Regions from separate parts of the Homo sapiens genome. Here region 1 is linked to region 2. Evidence: read pairs that join two places in POLR2A ChIA-PET (ENCODE). Cell type or tissue: A673. All regions are shown on one strand. Each heading gives the region's core, and the rest is flanking DNA. Links, peaks and the distances in the headings are about the cores only.

Region 1 (10,444 bases), core at 1,501-9,500, 95 kb before region 2:
AAGAGTGACAATCAGACGTGGTGTCTATTGCTGTGCCACAGCCTGTCCCTGTCTCTTCCAGCACCTCACGATGCTACATTGTCAGCTCTTGTTTGGCGGCCACTGGACACAGACTGAGCAGGGACTTTGTTCTCCAGGATTTCTCCAGCATCTGGCCCAGAAGAGATCCCCCACAACTGTGGAAGAGGAAATTACATTGGATTTCCACATGCCTCAGGCCGACCTGGGAGTCTAGAGGGTGTAGACTTGGAACAGGGGTCTGTCCATGGGACATGGGCTGCCCTCCAACCCCTGGGCACCCCACACATAGCTAAGAAGAATATGGGTCTGTTTCCTGCTTATTATATTCACCTAAAAGGTAAAATAGGCTCTGCTTCTGGAAGCTCCTTAATTGCAGCTTTATAAAGAGGTCCCACATGTGAAAAAGAGGGGAAATTAATTGGTCTTCCAGGGAGCAGCTGAATGAGGTCTGGTAATTGAATTTCACAATGGATGCCTCCCTCTCGGTGGCCCGCATGTGATCTGGGATGGATATTTGAAGTTTTCGTCATGTAAATGGCTTGGGCTCCTCAAGGTTTATATTTTTTGGTGGGCATTACTCATTCACACTTCTATCTTGGACAAGATGGAGAAGAATTTATGCCATCTTACAAACTCTAAAATGATAGCAGGGAAAGAAGAAGGGGGCAAGGGCCTGTCCTCATCTTGAGATGCAATTTGGTAGATCCTTTGCAAAGGCTGGGGAAGGGCCAATTCAGAGAATAAATCATTACTCAAATGCCGGCTACCCCAGAATGAAGGTGCAGACCCAGCTGGTAGGTACTAGTGCTTGGGAGCTTGGCTCCAAAATGAGTTATGATAGGTGAGATCCGGAGGGGCAAGAAACACACCAAGTCATGATGATAATTAATACCTTGAACAGGTAGCTATATACTGAGATGCCCCCCTGAAGATTTAACTAGCACCATGACCCAAATGGTTACTTAAGTCTCTAATGGTTAAAGACTTAACTTGTGTGTTTTCTGTCTCAATAAAATAGTTACTAGTAAATCACTGTCCTTGGGCTGGATGTGCAAGGTAACCTCCAACCACTGCCACTACCAGGATAGGCATCAGACCTTTTAGGTTTTTAAAATCCAAATCAGCACTGGAAATATAAAATATATTTCTAGAAATACATCAAATGGATAGAAATATAATATGAGCCACAAATGCAAGTCACATATGTAATTTTAAATTTTCCAGTAGCCATATTTTAAAAGTACCAAAAAGATGATATTAACTTCACAATAGGCTGGGCACAGTGGCTCACGCCTGTAATCCTAGCACTTTGGGAGGCCAAGGTGGGTGGATCTCTTGAGCCCAGGAGTTCAAGACCAGCTTGGGCAACACAGTGAGGCCCCATCTCTACAACACACACACACACACACACACACACACACACACACACACACACACAAATTAGCTGTGTATGGTGGTGAATGCCTGTAGTCCCAGCTACTCTGGAGGCTGAGGTGGGAAGACACCTGAGCCCAAGGGGTTGAGGCTGCAGTGAGACCTGACAGAGCCACTGCATTCCAGCCTGAGTGACAGAGTGAGGCCCCATCTCACAACAAAAACAAAAACTTAATAATATATTTTATTTAACCCAATATATCAAAAATATCTCAACATGTTGTCAGTATAAACATTATTAATGAGACATAAACAAATGTAAAATGTGATGCATGTAATGTAAAAGAATTTACATTATTTGAAAATTTTTTGTTGATATTATTTACATGATTTCTTATTATTTGAGGGCTGTAAGAGAAGGATCTGTTTCAGGCCTCTGGAATACACTAATTCTTGTACTAAATACATTATTTCTTATACTAAGTCTTTGAAATCCAGTGTGCATTTTTTTAAGAGATCAGATCTCACTCTGTTGCCCAGGCTGGAATGCAGTGGAGCAATCATAGCTCACTGCAACCTCGAACTCCTTGGCTCGAGTGATCCTCGCGCCTCAGCCTTCTGAGCAGCCCAGTGTGTATTTTAACTTACAACACATCTCCATTCACATGAGCCACATTTCAAATGCTCAATAGCCACGTGTGGCTAGTGTTACAAATTGGAGTACGCAGGTGGAGTCCTTCCTACAGACAGTGAAGCCAAAGAAATAGAATAAACCCTTTGTGATTCAAGGGCCACAAAGGAAACTGAAGAGAGTTCTAGGTTAAGAAAGCCAACTGAAGCAGGTTGCGGTGGCTCATGTCTGTAATCCCAGCACTTTGGGAGGCTGAGGCGGGTGGATCACCTGAGGTCAGGAGTTCGAGACTAGCCTGGCCAACATGGCGAAACCTGTCTCTACTAAAGATACAAAAATTAGCCAGGTGTGGTGGTGCACACCTGTAGTCCCAGCTACTCAGGAGGCTGAGGCACTAGAATCACTTGAACCCAGGAGGCGGAGGTTGCAGTGAGTGGAGATAGAGCCACTGCACTCCAGCCTGGATGACAGAGTGAGACCCTATCTCAAAAAAAAGACATAATCTACCACAGTAGTGCCAAGATAACTCAATAAAGGAAGGAATTTTAGTTTAAACAAATGGCACTGAGACAATTGAATATCCACATGTAACATGAAGTTGGATTCCTATTTGCACCCTAAAAATTAACTCAAAAAGAATCAAATTCTTAAATGTAAGAGCTAAAACTATAAAACTCTTCAAAGGAAAAGACGTGAAAATCAGCCAGGCATGGTGGCTCACGCCTGTAATCCCAGTACTTTGGGAGGCCGAGGAGGGTGGATCATGAGGTCAGGAGTTCGAAACCAGCCTGGCCAACACGGTGAAACCCCGTCTCTACTAAAAATACAAAAATTAGCCTGGTGTGGTGATGCGCACCTGTAATCCCAGCTACTAGGGAGGCTGAGGCAGGAGAATCACTTGAACTTTGGAGGCAGAGGTTGCAGTGAGCCAAGATCACACCATTGCACTCCAGCCTAGGCAACAGAGTGAGACTCAGTCTCACAAAAAAAAAAAAAAAAAAAAAAAAAAAAAAAAGGCGTGAAAATCTTTGTGACTTTGGATTAAGCAATGGTTTCTTAGATATGACATCAAAAGCACAAACAAACCAAAAAACAGATAAACTGGACTTTACCAAAATTTAAAACCTTTGTGCTACAATAGGGAAAAGACGACCCACAGGATGGGAGAAAATATTTCCAAATCATACACCTTTTTTTTTTTTTTTTTTTAAGAGACAGTGTCTCACTCTGTAACCCAGGTTGCAGTGCAGTGGAATGATCATAGCTCATTGCAGCCTTGAACTTCTAAGCTCAAGAGATCCTCCCACCTCAGCCTCCCAAGTAGCTGGGACTACAGGCTTCCACCACCATGCCTGGCTAATTTTTTAATATATTTTTTTGGTAGAGGTTGGGGGGGCGGGTCTCACTATGTTGCCCAGGCTGGTCTCGAACTCCTGGCCTCAAGTGATCCTCCTGCCTCAGTCTCCCAGAGTGCTGGGATTATGGGCATGAGCCACCACCGTGCCTGGCCTCCAAATCATGTATCTGGTAAGAGTCTAGTACCTAGAATATATAAAGATCTCTTACAACTCAACAGTAAAAAGACAAATAACCCAATTTTTAAATAGGCAAAGGATTTGAATAGACATTTCTCTAAAGAAGATATAAAAATTGCCAAGAAGGCCTGGTGTGGTGGTTCACACCTACTAATCCCAGCTCTTTGGGAGGCCAAGGCAGGCAAATCACCTGAGATCAGGAGTTCAAGACCAGCCTGACCAACATGGCGAAACCCCCTTCTCTACTAAAAATACAAAAATTATCTGGACTTGGTGGCACACGCCTTTAGTCCCAGCTACTCGGCAGGCTGAGGCAAGAGAATCGCTTGAACTTGGGAGGTAGAGGTTGCAGTGAGTGAGATGGCACCACTGCACTCCAGTCTGGGTGACAGAGCAAGACTCCGTCTCAAAAAAAAAAAAAAGAAAAGAAAAGAAAAGAAAAAAATAGCCAAGAAGTACATGAAAAGATTCTCAATATCATTAGTCATTAGGGAAATGCAAATTAAAACAAAACAGAAAAAAATCAACTAACAACAATAGTGAGGAGGATGTGGAGAAACTGGAACCCACATACATTGCTGATGGGAAGGTAAAATGGTATAGCCACTTTAGAAAACAGTGTGGTAATTCCTCGAAAGGTTAAACATGTTCATAGTAAAACTCATACACCAATGTTTATGGCAACATGATTCATAATAGCCAAAAGTGAAAACAATCCAAATGTCCACCAACTGATGAATGCATAAACAAAACCTTGTATATGCCAGGCACGGTGGCTCACACCTGTAATCCCAGCACTTTGGGAGGCTGAGACAGATGGATTACTTGAGTCCAGGAGTTGGAGACCAGCCTGGGCAACACAGGGGGACATCCTCCCCTTACCCTGTCTCTACAAAAAATACAAAAATTACCTGGGTATGTTGGCCTGTGCCTATACTCCCAGCTACCTGGGAAGCTGAGGTGGAAGGAACACTTGAGCCCAGTAGGCAGAGGTTGCAGTGAGCCAAGATTGCCCCACCGCACTCCAGCCTGGGTGGCAGAGTGAAACCTTGTCTTAAAAAAAAAATAGTTCTGCCGGGTGCGGTGGCTCACGCCTGTAATCCCAGCACTTTGAGAGGTGGAGGTGGGCGGATCACAAGGTCAGGAGATTGAGACCATCCTGGCTAACACGGTGAAACCCCATCTCTACTAAAAATACAAAAAAATTAGCCAGGCGTGGTGGCATGCGCCTGTAGTCCCAGCTACTCGGGAGGCTGAGGCAGGAGAATGGTGTGAACCCGGAAGGCGGAGCTTGCAGTGAGCCGAGATCGCGCCACTGCACTCCAGCCTGGGCGACAGAGCAAGACTCCGTCTCAAAAAAAAAAAAAAAAAAAAAAATAGTTCTGAGAGGCCAGGCGTGGTGGCCTGTAATCCCAGCACTTTGGGAGGCCGAGGCAGGGGGGGTCACTTGAGGTCAGAAGTTCCAGACCATCCTGGCCAACATGGTGAAACCCCGTCTCTACTAAAAATACAAAAATTAGCTGGGCGTGATGGTGCACGCCTGTAATCCCAGCTACCAGGGAGGCTGATACACGAGAATCACTTGAATCTGGGAAGCAGAGATTGCAGTGAGCTGAGATCGTGCCACTGCACTCCAGCCTGGGTGACAGAGCAATAATCCATATCAAAAATAAATAAACGAATAAAAGTGATGGTTATACAATCTTATGAATATACTAAAGCCACTTACTTGTACAATCTAAAGTGGTGAATTTTATGGTGTGTAGATTATATCAATAAAAATGCATGCCTGCAAAAAATCCATGAGACTTCATTAGAAAACAGAAAAATTGATAAAATTTAACAATGTAAAAATAATAATATAAATAACAAAAATTGGGACGTAAAAAGAGAGGAGGTGAGAGTACTAGTGCCATCATTTTCAAAATGGGGAGATAGACAAAACTGAAACATGTAGTTTAAAATAAAAACATAGTGACCACAACTTTAATCTATTTGTAATCTCTCCTTTATAAATTTAGAGAGATATTTCAAAAAGTTATCTCTTGAAGTACAGAAACATTGTTTGACTTTCAACAATTCCTTTAGTTTCTCTCCAGTTCTTTTTTGTCTAGTAAATTATAATAAAATGTAATGCTTCTTAATTAAAATTTGAAACTATAATATAATCTCCTTTTAATAAAATATTTCTATCTCATCCTCCTCATTTTATATTGGCACAAAGAGATATTTCAAATAATGTACATCTCTTATAATTTCTAGACCACAAATGTGATTTTTTTTCTACTATCACCTTCACCCTTTCCTTTATTATTTGAATTCTTCATAATAATGTTGTATCAGCTCCCTGAAACAATAGAGTTCAGGTTCTAAATGACTGGAAGAAAACATGCCAAGACAGGCCTTGGTGAAATATAGATTATTTTTTTCTTCACATTATTCTGTATTTTTAAAATTGCTACGCCCAGTCTCCCCAGAGGAAACTGACCCAACCTTTAGGCTGGAAACAGGGAAAAAATAATTGTGGTTTTCATAAGGGAAAGATGTCTAAATAGCTTTGGCACAAAACTTCCTGGGCATCTGTGCTCCAGAAGAGAATGGTTGATAGGGTACAAGAGCTGTGCCTTGCACCTAGTGTTAAACATGGCCCCAGAGCAGTGACGGAACTCTGTCAAAGGACCACAATGGCCCATGCTGGGACCTGGAAATAGTGAAACATTGCTGCAGCCTGGACCAGCAGTACTCAAGGAGGTAGGAGGGTCACCATGTGACAGCAGCTTCTACTGGATGGGAAGTGACACAGCAACAATAGCACTCCTGGACTCTCCAACGTTGCTCCCATGGCTTTTGGATTTAATTTAAAGAAACAAAAGAGGGCCGGGTGCGGTGGCTCATGCCTGCGATCCTAGCACTTTGGGAGGTTGAGGTGGGCAGATGGCCTGAGCTCGGGATTTTGAGACCATCCTGGGCAACATGGTGAAATCCTGTCTTTACTAAAAATACAAAAAATAGCTGGGCGTGGTGGTGCACACCTGTAGTCCCAGCTACCCTGGGAGACTGAGGCACGAGAATCGCTTGAACCCCAGGAGGCAGAGGTTGCACTGAGCTGAGATTGCGCCACTGCACTCCGGCCTGGGCTGGAGACAGAGTGAGCCTCTGTCTCCAAATAATAATAATAATAATAATAATAATAATAATAATAATAATAATAAATAAAATAAAATATCGCTGGGCTCGGTGGCTCACGCCTGTAATCCTAGCACTTTGGGAGGCCAAGGTGGGTGGATCACCTGAGGTCAAGAGTTTGAGACCAGCTTGGCCAACAGGGTAAAACCTCATCTCTACTAAAAAAAAAAAAAAAAAGCCTGGCCTTGGTGGCATGGGCCTGTAATCCCAGCTACTTGGAAGGCTGAGGCAGGAGAATTGCTTGAACCCGAAAGGCAGAGGTTGCAGTGAGCTGAGATCACGCCACTGTGCTCCAGTCTGGGTAACAGAGTGAGACTCCACCTCAAAAAATAAATAAATAAATAAATAAATAAAATAATCTATAGCAGTTGTTATCTACAGTTGAGGAATAGTTTACAACTGTTCCATATACAAACTTATAGGTTGCAAGTCCCCTGTAATGTCCATTATTTTATTGAATCCTTTTTAAACAGTCCTATAGGGGAAGGCAAGGATTAGAATCAGTATTTTATGGGTGAGAAAACTGAGGTTCAACAGAGTTCAGTGACTTGTTCAAGATGACACAGCTAGGCCAGGTGTGGTGGCTCACGCCTGTAACCTCAGCACTTTGGGAGGCCAAGGCTGGTGGAACACTTGAGGTCAGGAGTTCAAGACCATTCAAGACCAGCCTGGACAACATGGTGAAACCCCATCTCTACTAAAAATACAAAAAACTAGCCGGGTATGGTGGCTCAGGCCTGTAGTCCCAGCTACTTGAGAGGCTGAGGCATGAGAATCACTTGAACCCGGGAGGCAGATGTTGCAGTGAGCCGAGATCGTGCCGCTGCACTCCAGCCTGTGCCACAGAGTGAGACTGCATTTCAAGAAAAGAGATCACACAGCTAGTTTGAGACTCAAAGCCAGCTTTGTCTATGGCTAGATGGTGCCTAGCACAGGAATCTAAAGGAAGCATGGTTACATTTAGAGTTTTTGGAGAGAACATGTAGCCAGAGGGACAGTAGGTGAGTGTGAATTAGGCACCCAAAGCGAGCTCGGGTCCCGAGTTGAGACCCGGGAGCATCAGTGAGCCCTCTTAGTGTGGGTCTTTTCTTCATTCTTATCGGCAGCTCCTCTGCTCAGATCTGCTTCTTTCATCAACTAATACTCACAACTCTCTCATTTCCAGACACTTTCCTTTAATTGTGTGTGGGATCATACACAGTATCAGGGAAAACTATCGATAGCAAGCCTGATTATAGACACTGTGAAATTAGCAAAGAGAGAAGAGGTTTTGTTTTGTTTTGTTTACCATTTGTTTAACATATGAGATCTGCTTACCCGTGGTGTCAATGCCTGTAACAATTATACATGTAACCCAGATGTTCCCCAGGGTCTCTCACCACAGGCAAGCTCAGTAAGATGGACTTAGATTCCATTTCCATGGCCTATATGTCCACAGAGCCCTTCCCAAGAGTCTGGAGACCTTAGGGGACTCATATGCTCAGTAACATTGCCTCTGGGGTCCTGGTTCTGGCATGAATCTCTATGACCCAGATGTGAAACTCAGCCACACTCTCAGACAAATAACCAAAAACATTCATGGGTATAATTAGATTTTTTCTCAGTTGGTAAAAATCTTAAATACAGAAAAAACAGAGAGCTGTCTAACAAATACCCATGCCCTCCAACTCTTTGAATTTAATGTTATTATTTTACAGGATCGGCTTTTGATTGTTTTAATCTAATAGGGTTAAAAGTGACATCTCTTACGTATGCCTTCCTTCCCAGAGGAATCCACCATAGGGAATTTGGTGTCTGTCCTTCCAAATCTTGTTTTTATACTTTTACTCATATAATGTATCCATAAATGTTTGTCTTATGTGTTTTTATAATGCTATCATATTTCATTTTCTGCAAGTTGCTTTTTTATGCAATAGTGTGTGTTTTTTCTTTGTTTATTTGTTTTTGAGACAGAGTCTCGCTCTATTGCCTCAGCCCCCCAAGTAGCTGAGATTACAGGTGTGTGCCACCATGCCCTGCTAATTTTTTGTATTTTTAGTAGAAACAAGGTTTCACCATGTTGCCCAGGCTGGTCTTGAGCTCCTGAGCTCAGGCAATCTGCCCGCTTCAGCCTCCCAAAGTGCTGGGATTACAGGTGTGAGCCACCGCGCCCGGCCTGGTTCCTGTTTTCGTAAGGAGATTGGAATGAGATGCAAATAAACAGAGAAGTGATTATATCTAAGAAATACAAACAAGTCTGTCTGCTGCCCTCACTACATGGACATAGACCCACCAGGCAATTCCACCTGCTGCTTCAACTCATATTATTCCCAGTCATTTACCTTCTGGCTGGCAACCTTCTCCTCCTTACCTACTTTTAATGCTCCTACCCCCATTCTGTTCTCTCTGCCTTCTTCGCAGGGGCAAAAGATAAATTCCTCCCATTTTCTCATGGAAAGCTCTTAATCATCTCTTCTGTTACTAGGGGCCTGGTGCTCCTGCCTCCAGTTTGTGGTTCCTCAAACACAGTTCCTTCTTGTATCAGTTAAGGATTGCAACATAGCAAGCCCACCCCAAAACTTAACTGTCTTAAAACAGTACTACTTATTAGCTCTTGAATCTCTGGGTCAGCAGTTTCGCCTGGACTCAGCTAGGTATTATTTCTGGTCTTGGCTAGGTTCATTCAGGCACTGTCGTTAGCCAGGTGGCTCTGCTTCAGGGATTGGTTGACTGTCAGCTGGGGCAACAGCAGTGACTTGACCACTCGTCTCTCCTGCTCCTGCAGGATAGCCAGGGCCTGTTCTCACAGTAGCAGCAGGACTCCAAGAGTGACAGAAGAAGCATGCAAGGCTTCTGGAGGTTCAGGCTCAGAACTGGCACAATGTCACCTCTGCCTCATTCTATTGACCAAAGCAAGTCACAGGCCAGCTTAGATTCAAGATGTCAAAAAATAAACTCCATCTCTTGATTGGAGAAGCTGCAAAGTCACATTCTAAGGGGCCCGGAAACAAGGAGGAGGGGAGGACTGTGGGTTGGATTCTCTGGGAAGCCAACTCTGAGATAGAGATTAACATGCAGGAAGTTACTCAGGGAGTGCTCTTGGGATCAACACCGGTGGAAGAGCAGAGAAGGAAGCAGGATGGAGCAGAGGGAGAAATTGAAGTGCAATGTCAGAACAAAGGCTTCCACTGACCTCATGGAGACCTCTAAAACTGGAATAGGTCTTCCAAGTTGTCCTGAGTAGAGGCAAGGGGACCAGGCCTCTAAGCTCCCAAGCTGATCAATCATTTATGCAGACTGCCCTGAAAAGGCAGCTGCCAAGGAAATTCCCAAAGAGGGCTTAGAGCCAAGGATCATCTGCCAACACTTTTCCCAGTAGCAGGTGGAATAAATCCTTCATTCCTCAGTGGGGGAGGAGGGTTGCCTGTGCCGAACATCACAGTCCACTCCACTGCCACCTCTCCCTAAGAATGCTAATGCTCATGATAAAACGCTTGTCACTTGCTGTATATGTATACGTTAAATATTTATAATCACTTATTAAATGCATCGCCTAACTTGTACAGATTTTAGATGATCACAATGCTAAATGTCACTCCTTTGAACTTAGTCTTCATAGTTTCATTGCTCATTTATCTAGGTCATCCACTCAAAACTTTAAGGATGAGGAGAAACAGCTTCTCCCATCAGAAATCTAGGCAAGAGGCGCTCACTGGCT
Region 2 (10,444 bases), core at 1,045-9,044:
TGGGCAAACTGAGGTCCAGAGTCCCTGAATTGTACATGTCAGAACCAGGATTGAATCTAGAAGTCTTGGGCTCCTGACACCAAACAGGTGCTCTTAACTTGCAGAATGTAGGTTCCTTTGATTCAGTTCGGTTCAAACAATTCTTGAATATAACCCATGTGCCAGAGACTTTGCTATGCAAGAGAGCCTCTAGTTAGGCTCAAACCGTCTTGGTCTAGTGCCTTACTTAAGAACAGGGACTTGTATTATTTACTTCTCTGTCCCCAGGCAGGACCTTGATCCAAAAATGCTTTGCTGTTGTTTTTGGCCTTAATCTGCCAGAAACTAGAGGGAGCAGATGGCCACAGCAATGTGGGTTATGAGGATGTGATATCAGGCAGGGTTGAAGGATGAATTGAGAGCCCTGCACCCAACTACTTCTGTGTCTGTGCCTAGGCCCTTGTCAGGGTAGTCTCTATCTGAGAGTGTAGCTGGTCAGCCTGGTCCCATTTCTCATTTCCAGTCACCTCCCCCTCTTGCCATCCCATATAATGGGGTTAGTCTCCTGGACAGATCTCATACAGAGGCTGCTGGGATCTGCTGTCCAAATGACCCTTTGGACCTATTTCCCAGCCATGTTCCAAGATGATGGTGAGGAGTCTAGCCCCACAGCCAGTATGCTATCTCTATTCAGATAACTCCCAGCTCACAGGCCTCCCACCAGGCTCTCACCCACTCTGATGTTTTCACTCCTGACTCCTAAGAAGCAGATTGGCAATTTAGTGTGAGTCTGTCAGACAGCCTAGAGAGTAATCAATACTGAGAGAAATGGACATATTTCCTGTTTATTCAAAATCCTGATGAAAATTTTAAGGAGCACTATTTGGGAAGGGATGACTGGGAACCTTGCAAGAACAAACAGCTTAAAATTCATGAACAGAAATAGCAACGTTTATTCATGATGTTTCAAATGCCCCTAATATTCACATCTTTATATATTACAGACCCCTTTCATACGTGTTACTGCTTTTGAACCTTAGAGCAACTCTGTGAGGGAAGCAGTGTAAGGATTACTATTCCCACTTGACAGTTGAGGAAACTAAGGCCCAGGAAGCTTTAAAGAGAGTTAGGGACCATCTGATAGTCATGGTGGCAGAGCCCAAAACAGAACCAAGATTTGGAAAATGAGTACTCCTGGGTTTGAAATCTGGTGCTCGCCACTTTCTAGTTGTGTGACCTTTGGCAAGTTACTTGGCCTCTCTGAGCTCAGTTTCCTTCTCTGTAATACGAGGATAACAATGTCTACTCCTTATGGTTGTGTATGGATTTAATGATATAATTAATGGAAAATGCTAGCACAGTACAGAACATGTGTTAGGAGCTTAGTAACTGCAGGTATCCTATCTCATAGGATAGCGTTTTCAGTATATTGCACTCTGAGTCTTTGAAATTTGATACTTTTTTTTTGTTTTTGAGACAGAGTCTCGCTCTGTTGCCCAGGCTGGAGTGCAGTGGCGTGATCTCCGCTCACTGCAAGCTCCGCCCCCTGGGTTCATGCCATTCTCCTGCCTCAGCCTCCCCAGTAGCTGGGGCTACAGGCGCCTGCCACCACACCTGGCTAATTTTTTTTGTTGTTGTTGTTGTTTAGTAGAGACGGGTTTTCACCGTGTTTGCCAGGATGGTCTCCATCTCCTGACCTCGTGATCCAGGTGCCTTGGCCTCCCAAAGTGCTGGGATTACAGGCGTGAGCCACTGCGCCCAGCCTGATACTTTCACTACAGTAAAATGGACTACATATAATAAATTCTCATTAACCAGAGTATCATTTAAATGCCTCACTAGGTTAAGAGAACTGGATAAGAAGGGAAGCAGGGTGCTCCAGGCACTGGCTAAGTACTCCTGATGCAAATCACAGTAGGTTAGAGCTGACAGGGACCCTAGAGATCTGTCCCAGTGTGTCTTCCTCAAATTGTGTCTTCCTCAGAAGAGATGTTAATAATTTGGGAAACATCAGATTGAATAATGCTAATAAGTAAATTTCTTTACCGCTGCCTTTGCAGACCCTTATTGTGTGTGTCTCTTGGGAACGAGTTGAGAGTGCAATATGCCAAATTTCCTCTTCTTATTTAACCTTGGAGCCCCTTTTTTGAGGAACTCTCATTAACATCTTGAGGAACCCTGGTTTTCCGTGGAAGATTTCATGTAACTGACTCAGTCCAGTTCTTTAATTTTTAAGATGAGGGAAGCTTAAGGTCTCTAACCAAGGTCTACAGCCCATGGCAGAACCAAGTCTAAATCTCAGGGTGCCTAACTTTTTCCTAGGCCACACCATAATTTGTACTCCACTATTGTTCCTTTTCTAGCCAGCAAATCCTAAAATTACAGAGGATCCTGCAAACCACTAATCAGAGAGCATTGTTAGAGCATCAAGCTTTCTGTTTTGATGTGTTTATCCCAGTAGGCAGGAAAATGAGGAAACAACAGGCTTAATGGCCATCAGATGTTTCCAAACAGTTGAAGGACCAGGGGTCAAGTAATTATCTCAGTAACTGGAAAGGTGCCCTTACCGTGCAAAGTCGAACTCTGTTCTTCCTGCTGTAAGAAATTTGAGTTATATCTGGGGGACTCATCCAGTAGGCCCACAGTCCCCACAGTCCAGCTCCTACTAAGAACTAAGCTCTGACACCAGTAATATAAAAAAGATCCTGAGAGGGGTTTGAAGAGAATGTGTAAGTTTCTGCTCCTCTGTCACCGTCTCCATCACAAAATTGAGGGGGTAGGAATGTTCTGCTGGATTTCTATCCAGACAGTGGCAGAGGAAGTTGGCTTTGGCATTTAGTGGGGCTATCCTTGCATTTTACTAAGCCCTCTAGTTAAGATCAAATCAAGTTTAAAAAGAAACTTTTTTTTTTTTTCACTCTGTTGGCCAGGCTGATCTCGAACTCCTGACCTCAGGTGATCCGCCTGCCTCGGCCTCCCAAAGTGCTGGGATTACAGGTGTGAGCCACCACATCCAGCCCAAAAATATCACCTTTAAATTTGCAAGTTTATATGGTAGATTGTTCAAAGCACATCTGATCACAACACAATCCCGTGACATAGAGGTTCTTTTCCATGTATCATATGAGGACGTTAAGGTTCAGAAAAGAGATGGTGACTTGTCCAGGGTTTGACGGCAAATTAGTGATAGACCCTTTTCACAAGTGCCTAGTGCAAGGCCAACATTTAGTAGATGTTCAATAATTTTTTTTTTTTTTTTTTTTTTTTTTTTTTTTGAGACAAGGCCTCGCTGTGTCACCCAGGCTATAGTGCAATGGCACAGTCATGGCTCACTGCAGGTCCAACCTTCTGGGCTCAAGCAGTCCTCCCACCTCAGCCTCCCAAGTAACTGGGACTATAAACATGTACCACCATGCCCGGCTAATTTTTAATTGTTTTTAGAGACAGGCTCCCACTATATTGCCCAGACTGGTCTTGAACTCCTGAGCTCAAGCAGTCCTCCTGCTTTGGCCTCCCAAAGTATTAGGATTACAGGCGTGAGCCACCATGCCTAGCCAAGAAATATTTATTAATTGAAAATTTTAGTACATTCTCAGGGATTAACTTATGGTCTCCTAACTCTTTGCCCAGTATTCTTTCCATTAAGATAGCTTGGTGGGGCCAGTGGTTGGGCTTCATCTCAGGGTGACCAGATAATAAAGAGAGGGAGGGCTGAATCTCTGTCACTATTGATATTGCTGACAAGGATGGCATTTTCTGGCCTTTGCTGCTGTCCTTATACATACTACCCACTACAGAAAGCCCAGATTCAGTAGTCTCTGGGCTGCAGACTCAAGCTTTTGTTGCCTTTGCTCCCTGTAGTATACTGAACAATGATGCCAGTGACCCCCAGCTTCTCACTCTGCCTTCTCCTTTATTTTCTTTCTCATCAGTGTCTTACATCTCCTTCTATTCTGCTGATGGATGAGGAATTTGAGCTCATCTCACAAACATCAGCTACACGGTTCACTGTTAAGGAGTTGTTGTATCATGTACCTTGGGAAACCATTTACTGAAAAACGCCCACCTAGGATTCTTTCACCTGTTCACTAGCAGAAATTTCACTGGTTGCTAGTATAGTGCTGGAGGCTGGGATTGCAAAGATTAATAAAATAGTCTCTGCCTTCAAGGAGTTCAGAATTTAATGGAGGGAGACAGATGTGTAAATACAAAAGTGCAGCAGATGTTGCAGTAGAGGTCAGCAGAGAGTATCTGGGTCCAGAGGAGTGAGTGGCTGGATCTGCCTACGGGGTGGGATACAAAAGCTTTCCCGAAGAGTTTTCTACAGGGACGTCACATCAGTGGGTTTGTACTCAGAAAACTCCTGGCCCCAGCCACCACTGCCAGATCAGAAATTGGTTGCAGGCTGGGCATGGTGGCTCAAGCCTGTAATCCCAGCACTTCGGGAGGCTGAGGCAGGTGGATCACTTGAGGTCAGGCGTTCGAGACCAGCCTGACCAATGTGGTGAAACTTTGTCTCTACTAAAAATACAAAAATTAGCCAGGCGTGATGGTGTATGCCTGGCATCCCAGCTACTTGGGGGGCTGAGGCACAAGAATCGCTTGAACCTGGGAGGTGGAGGTTGCAGTGAGCTGAGGTCACACTCCAGCCTGGGTGACAGAATGAGACTGTCTCAAAAAAAAAAAAAAGAAAGAAAGAAAGAAATTGGTTCCAGTTGTACTTTATTGATGAAGCGGTCTCCCTCTTAACCTTACTCAATGTTGAGTATGATATTTTGAGCTATCTGTTAAATGGGGGCAATAGTAATACCATTTTCATTTAGAAAATTCCTGAGCACTTAACTTGCATTATCTTAACATTATCTCATTGAATTCTCACAACAGCCTTATGGAGAAAGTACTGTAATATTATTCCCATTTTTACAAATGAGAAAACCAGGCACAGAGAGGTTAAATCATTTACCCAGGATCATACAGCCAACGTATAGCAGAGCTGGGATTTGAACCCCAGGTAGTCTGATTCCAGAGTCATTTTCCTAAAACAACCCCAAAAAGAGCCATTGTGACCTTGATATAATTCTTACCTCAAAGAGTTGTAAGGATGAGAATTTAAATACTTAGCAATGTATCTTCCATGTAATAAGCAATTAATATAATGATCATTTATATTACATTCTTTCCTAAATGCTGGGGTGGATTGGGCTGTTGCAAAGATACTGCCTTCCTGTCTCTCTCCAACTTTTCCTGGCTTTAGCATCTGTGCAGCCTGCCGCTTTGTATCTTAAACAGCATAGATAAGGAAGGAAGCAGGGGTGGGGCATGGGGGCTGTGGTATGTGGCTCTGCTGGAGTTCAATTCAGCAGATACTCCCTAAGCACCCACTCTGGGCTAGAGCCTGTTCTGATGCCAGTGGGGATGCCAAGATGAAATAGATTGTGGTCCCTGCTGTCCAGGAATTCACAGTCAGTCTGGGAGGAGAGATGACACTGAAACAGAGTATTTTAATACAATCTCCTCAGGTGGATCTTAGCCAGCACATCAGACCCCACTGCCCAACGGCTCATACCACAACTAGCAGGGCAAGAATGCCTTGCTATTATATTGATTGTTAAAATAATAAACTTGTTAATATCTTTGACATCATTAAAGTCACTGTTATTAATGTAGAAAGTAGCAGTATGTCTTATTGCATATATTACCTCCAGTTAATGGATCCATGGGCACTATTGGTGCTTCCATCACATGTCTAGCAATGTGCCCAAAAATCTCTATGTTGCTTGAGGAGAGGAGACTAATACATGAGACAAAAAGGGTTTGGCACAAGATGGGATGCTCTGCTCAGGGGTTGGATTGGTGGTTCAGATGCTCAGAAGCTATAGGGACTTACAAGTGCCTCCTTACTGAGCACTGGGCTGCGTACAACATCAGAACGGGTGATGGCTCACTCTTCAGTGTCCACAAAGCCCTTTCTGATCTGATCTCGGCTAGGCACTCTAGTATCATCGGCATCATTTCTTGTTACATCCTAGACTCTGGGCAAACCACAATACATCATATTATTCATTAAATGTGGGATCTCTGTCAAACTTCTGTAACTTTCCTTATGCTATTTCCTCTTAAATGTACTCTCTTACCTGTGTGTGGGTTAACTTCAACTCATCCTTCAGGACAAGATTGGAACTTACTGTTGACTCTTCTTGTCTGAGTCGTCTCCCTTTCTTTCTGTCCCTTAGGTAATTGACATGCCTCCAAGTTCCTAGTTGCTCCTGTCATAGACCTCATCAAGATGAAACATAGGTTCTGGTTTTCTTGAGGTTTTCACCACTGACTGGACTATAAATTCTTCCAGGGGGGAGATTGTACTTTATTAACCTCTGTAGTTTTATACAGTGTCTGGCAGTAATAGGTGAACAATAAATGATTTTTTGATAAATGAGTAAATCTTTTTAGCATGTTATTCCTCTACCTAGGAACCTACAGTAACTTCATGGCACTCAAAACTTTGTAGACTCAAAAGCTAGTAAACACAGTAGACTATACATCTTCACATGTACATGAAAACAGTAATGAGGATTTGATTTTCCCTACTAATTCACCTCTACTCTCCCTACCCCACCACCTGCCCAATATGGTAATACATGGTGCTGCGAGGTTGCCATGAAAGTGGCATTCATTGGAGATAACAGTGTAAATTGGTGTAACTCTTTTGGAAAGCAGTTAAGCAATGTGTTGCCAGAGCCAATAAAATGTTCATATATTTGACCAGTCATTCCACTTCTGGGAGTCTGTCCTAAGGAAATAGTCTAGTTTATACAATAAGCTTTCCCTCAGATGCTATTGTTTATAATAGTGAGAAATTGGAAAAAGCCTAAAAGACCACCAATCTAAACTATGATAAATCTACTCAGGGAAAACCACGAGCTTTTAAAGCAGTAGTGTAAAAAATGATGCTTACCGAAAACTATGCGGCAGTAAGGACAAATATGCTATAATATATATAATAAATGTGTTATAATGCTAATTGAAAAAATTAGGCTACAGAGTTGAGTTATCTAACCATGTAATCCAAACATAATGTGCAAGAAAAACACTGGAAGGAAATACATGAACATGCTAACAGTTATGTCCCATAGAGGGGTGGGGGTTAGATGATTTCATATGGTAATTTCATATAATAAACATACTCAATATAATAGCACAAATTCTTACCCAAATTATTGGTTAAGAATTTTAAAATAATAAACCAGCCAGGTGTGGTGGCTCACGCCTGTAATCCCAGCACTTTGGGAGGCTGAGGCGGGCGGATCACGAGGTCAGGAGATCGAGACCATCCTGGCTAACACGGTGAAACCCTGTCTCTACTGAAAATACAAAAAATTAGCTGGGCATGGTGGCGGGCGCCTGTAGTCCCAGCTACTCTGGAGGCTGAGGCAGGAGAATGGCATGAACCTGGGAGGCGGAGCTTACAGTGAGCCGAGATGGCGCCACTGCACTCCAGCCTGGGCGACAGAGCGAGACTCCGTCTCAAAAAAAAAAAAAAAAAAACAACCTCTGATCTTACCCATTTTAAACAAAGAAATGATATGGTAATATTGCTGTGGTGACAGTAGAGGATTATTTAAAGAATGGTAATAAGAATGGAGAGAGGGGGGCTACATTCTAAAAATATTGAGGCCAAATGAGGAGGGCGTGGTGAATAACAGTATGTGGGGGAAATGTATATGCCTAATAGAGAACATTGGTTCATGGAGTTTAATGAGATGTCCAAGGTCACACAGCTAGTAAGTGGCTGATCCTGGATTTAAACCTTGTTCTGTCTCTGTCCAAAGCCATGCCCTTTCTCCTGCAGCTGAGACACCTATTACAGTTTTGGAGAAACTTTTTTTTTTTCTTTTAACCAGTTGCAGTGTAGAAGCTTGTTTAGTGTAGTGCCTCCTTTTTGAGGGGAAGGGGGCCGGGAAGGGTTAATTCTTTCTAAGACAATGACAAGGGGGAAAGACCATAGATACCAAAGCTGCTTCTGTCATGATCAGTTGAATTGATGAGTTTAGAAGTTCACTAGGCATTGGGTGTGTTATACCTGTCGTTTTGAGGGCTGTTTTTTGTGAAGTTGCAGGGGTTCATTGGTTGGCTTTCGTTTGATGCTTAGCTTATGGTAGCAGGGCATCTTGGACATAAGCGTGCATATGTATACCGTATTACATGCTAATGAACATTTTGTTCATTACACCAAGTTTATTAATGATGCTGCTGCTGTGGGAGTGAGAGAGGGGTCAGGGTGGCAGCTTCAAACAAGGGACAGTGTCTAAGCTGCTCTCTGAAAGGAACGGTTCACCTGAACCATACAATGCCCTATCCCCATACTTCTCAATGACTAATCCAAGAAAAGGTGATTTTGAACTTGAGTCTATCCTTTGGAGTATGATACTCATCCCTTCGGAAGAACCCATTTCACATTGACATGTTCACTCTCTGACCTTAGGCATGTTCTCTGCGCTAGGGTTTACTCTCTGCACTAGGGTTTGCCTAATAGAGAACATTGGCTCAATGAGTTTAATGAGATGTCCAAGGTCACACAACTAGTAAGTGCTGATCCTGGATTTAAACCCACTAGGGTTTACTCATTTATAAAGTGAATGACATATAACCACTCAGAGGATTGTTGTGTATAGATTTGGTAGCCTTAACTCATGAAGAGTCTTGTAAGCCACATTAAAGGATTTGAACTTGATTCTTTATGGTGGGAAGCCCTTGAAGGATTTTAAACAGGAGGTGGCAGGGGCACACTTGATTGATCACACAGGAAGCAGATGCTTAGTAATGTTTGTGGAGTTAATGTTGTTACCAGGGAGACAAAGGCAGAGTGGCTACAACTGTGGCATCATTCTCAGTGGTCCCCTGTAGACCAAACATGTGACACTGTGGGAGATGATGCTTAGAGCCCTAAGTTATGTTTGGATCAGCACCCTGGAGAGAGGTCACCCGTTCCTTCCTTCCCCTGTCTGAATGTGGGAAATTTAAGATATATGTTGATGCATATGCTGTCTTATAGGGTCAAGCCTTTGGGGCTGTGAGGGGTGCCACTCAGTGTGTTCAAGGAGAAGGATTGTTGTAATGAGGAAAATACTGATTCTGCATGAAAGGATTTTAATCAACTGCCCTGATACCTGAGGGACACAGTACTTGGCTGGAGTGCTGAATTGTGCACCATCCAGCCCTTGCTTCCAGCCTGCTGGCTTCCTGCTTGGGTGCCTCTGTCTAGGAAGACCTGCAGCAGCTGTCCATCCTGGGAGTATTCCTGTCTATGCTTACGTGGCACATGTCAGGTAACAGAGCATGTTATCTCCTTTGACCCTCACAACAACCTGTGTTACAGGGATTTTTATCCCCATTTTACAGGTGGGGAACTGTGAACCTCAGAAAAGTCAAGTGCCTTTCCAGGTCATACAGCTAGTAGACACGGGATTCAGGCCCCAGCGCTCTACAGGCAAGGAGAAATCCAAAGCTAATAAGCCCCCATTACTATTTTAACTTAGAGCTATGCCTGTTGTGGTAGGAGTTAAGCCTCCCTGTCATACAGGTTGGGAGATGAGAACAGGATGCACTACCACGGCACAGCCTTCTGCACCCTTACTCAGCCACAGAATGTAGGAGTTCCATCAGAGATACCAAATAGTGAGCAACTGAGGGCTTCTTGAAATATCAGCCCTTGGGGCCCTGTTGCCCAGCAGGGGAGCCCAATCTGCTCTAGAGGGTCCTCAAAGCACAAGGAGGCCTTGGTGGGAACCTTTGCTTAGCGTCCTCTTCCACCTAATTTCTCAAGTTGTATTCCTTATGAGCTCTGGCAGCTGCATTGTTCCATATGCTCATTTATTTATTCATTCAGCACTTAATAAGTACCTACTCTTGTCTTTCCTTTTATGTTCAAGGCACATTTCCAAATACTAGAGTTTTGGTGAGACACTTGAAGAGACTTTATCGCATCCACCGTGATAGTATTTTTTTCCTTGATCACAGTTCAGCTCTAGGTTAATATTCCATTAGAACTGACCACCTTCTCTTTTATACTCACATGGAAAAGTTATTGCAGGTTCCAACAACAACAATAATAATTGAGGTTGAGCATCCGTAAGTTGAAAATCCAAAATTCTCCAAAATTGGAAACTTTCTGAGTGCCAACATCACATTCAAAGGAAACGCTCATTGGAGCATTTCAGATTAGGGATGCTCAGCCAGTTAAGTATCTGCAGATATTCCAAAATCTATAATCTGAAATGCTTCTTGTCCCAAGCATTTGGATAAGGAATACTTAACCTGTAGCAGCAGGAGCTAATATATTCGCATGCTTTCTGATGTGCTGGACACTATTCTGAATGCTTACATGAATTATTTTATCCTCTAACAACCCTAGAGATATGTATTGCTATTTCCATCTTACAGGTAAGATAGACACTTCCCAAAAGGT

The links. ChIA-PET counts read pairs that join two places held together with the same protein. Peaks named below come from ENCODE experiments on the same cell type or tissue, not always from the same donor. Only the 100,000 strongest peaks of a DNase experiment are listed, where the experiment ranks them.
Region 1: POLR2A ChIA-PET joins it to region 2 with 5 read pairs; 2 of 35 experiments call an interaction of 5 or more read pairs at or near these places.

What each region holds. Positions count from the first base shown.
Region 1 is chr20:33,954,574-33,965,017 of GRCh38, forward strand. It overlaps the pseudogene PIGPP3. Among named protein-coding and RNA genes, the nearest start is that of RALY, 34 kb to the right of the region's middle. In A673, for the core only: no CTCF peak of the experiment used is centred there; no DNase peak of the experiment used is centred there.
Region 2 is chr20:34,050,162-34,060,605 of GRCh38, forward strand. The region is part of intron 2 of RALY (RALY heterogeneous nuclear ribonucleoprotein); the gene reads left to right. Among named protein-coding and RNA genes, the nearest start is that of MIR4755, 6.3 kb to the left of the region's middle. In A673, for the core only: no CTCF peak of the experiment used is centred there; a DNase peak (open chromatin) is centred at 5,320.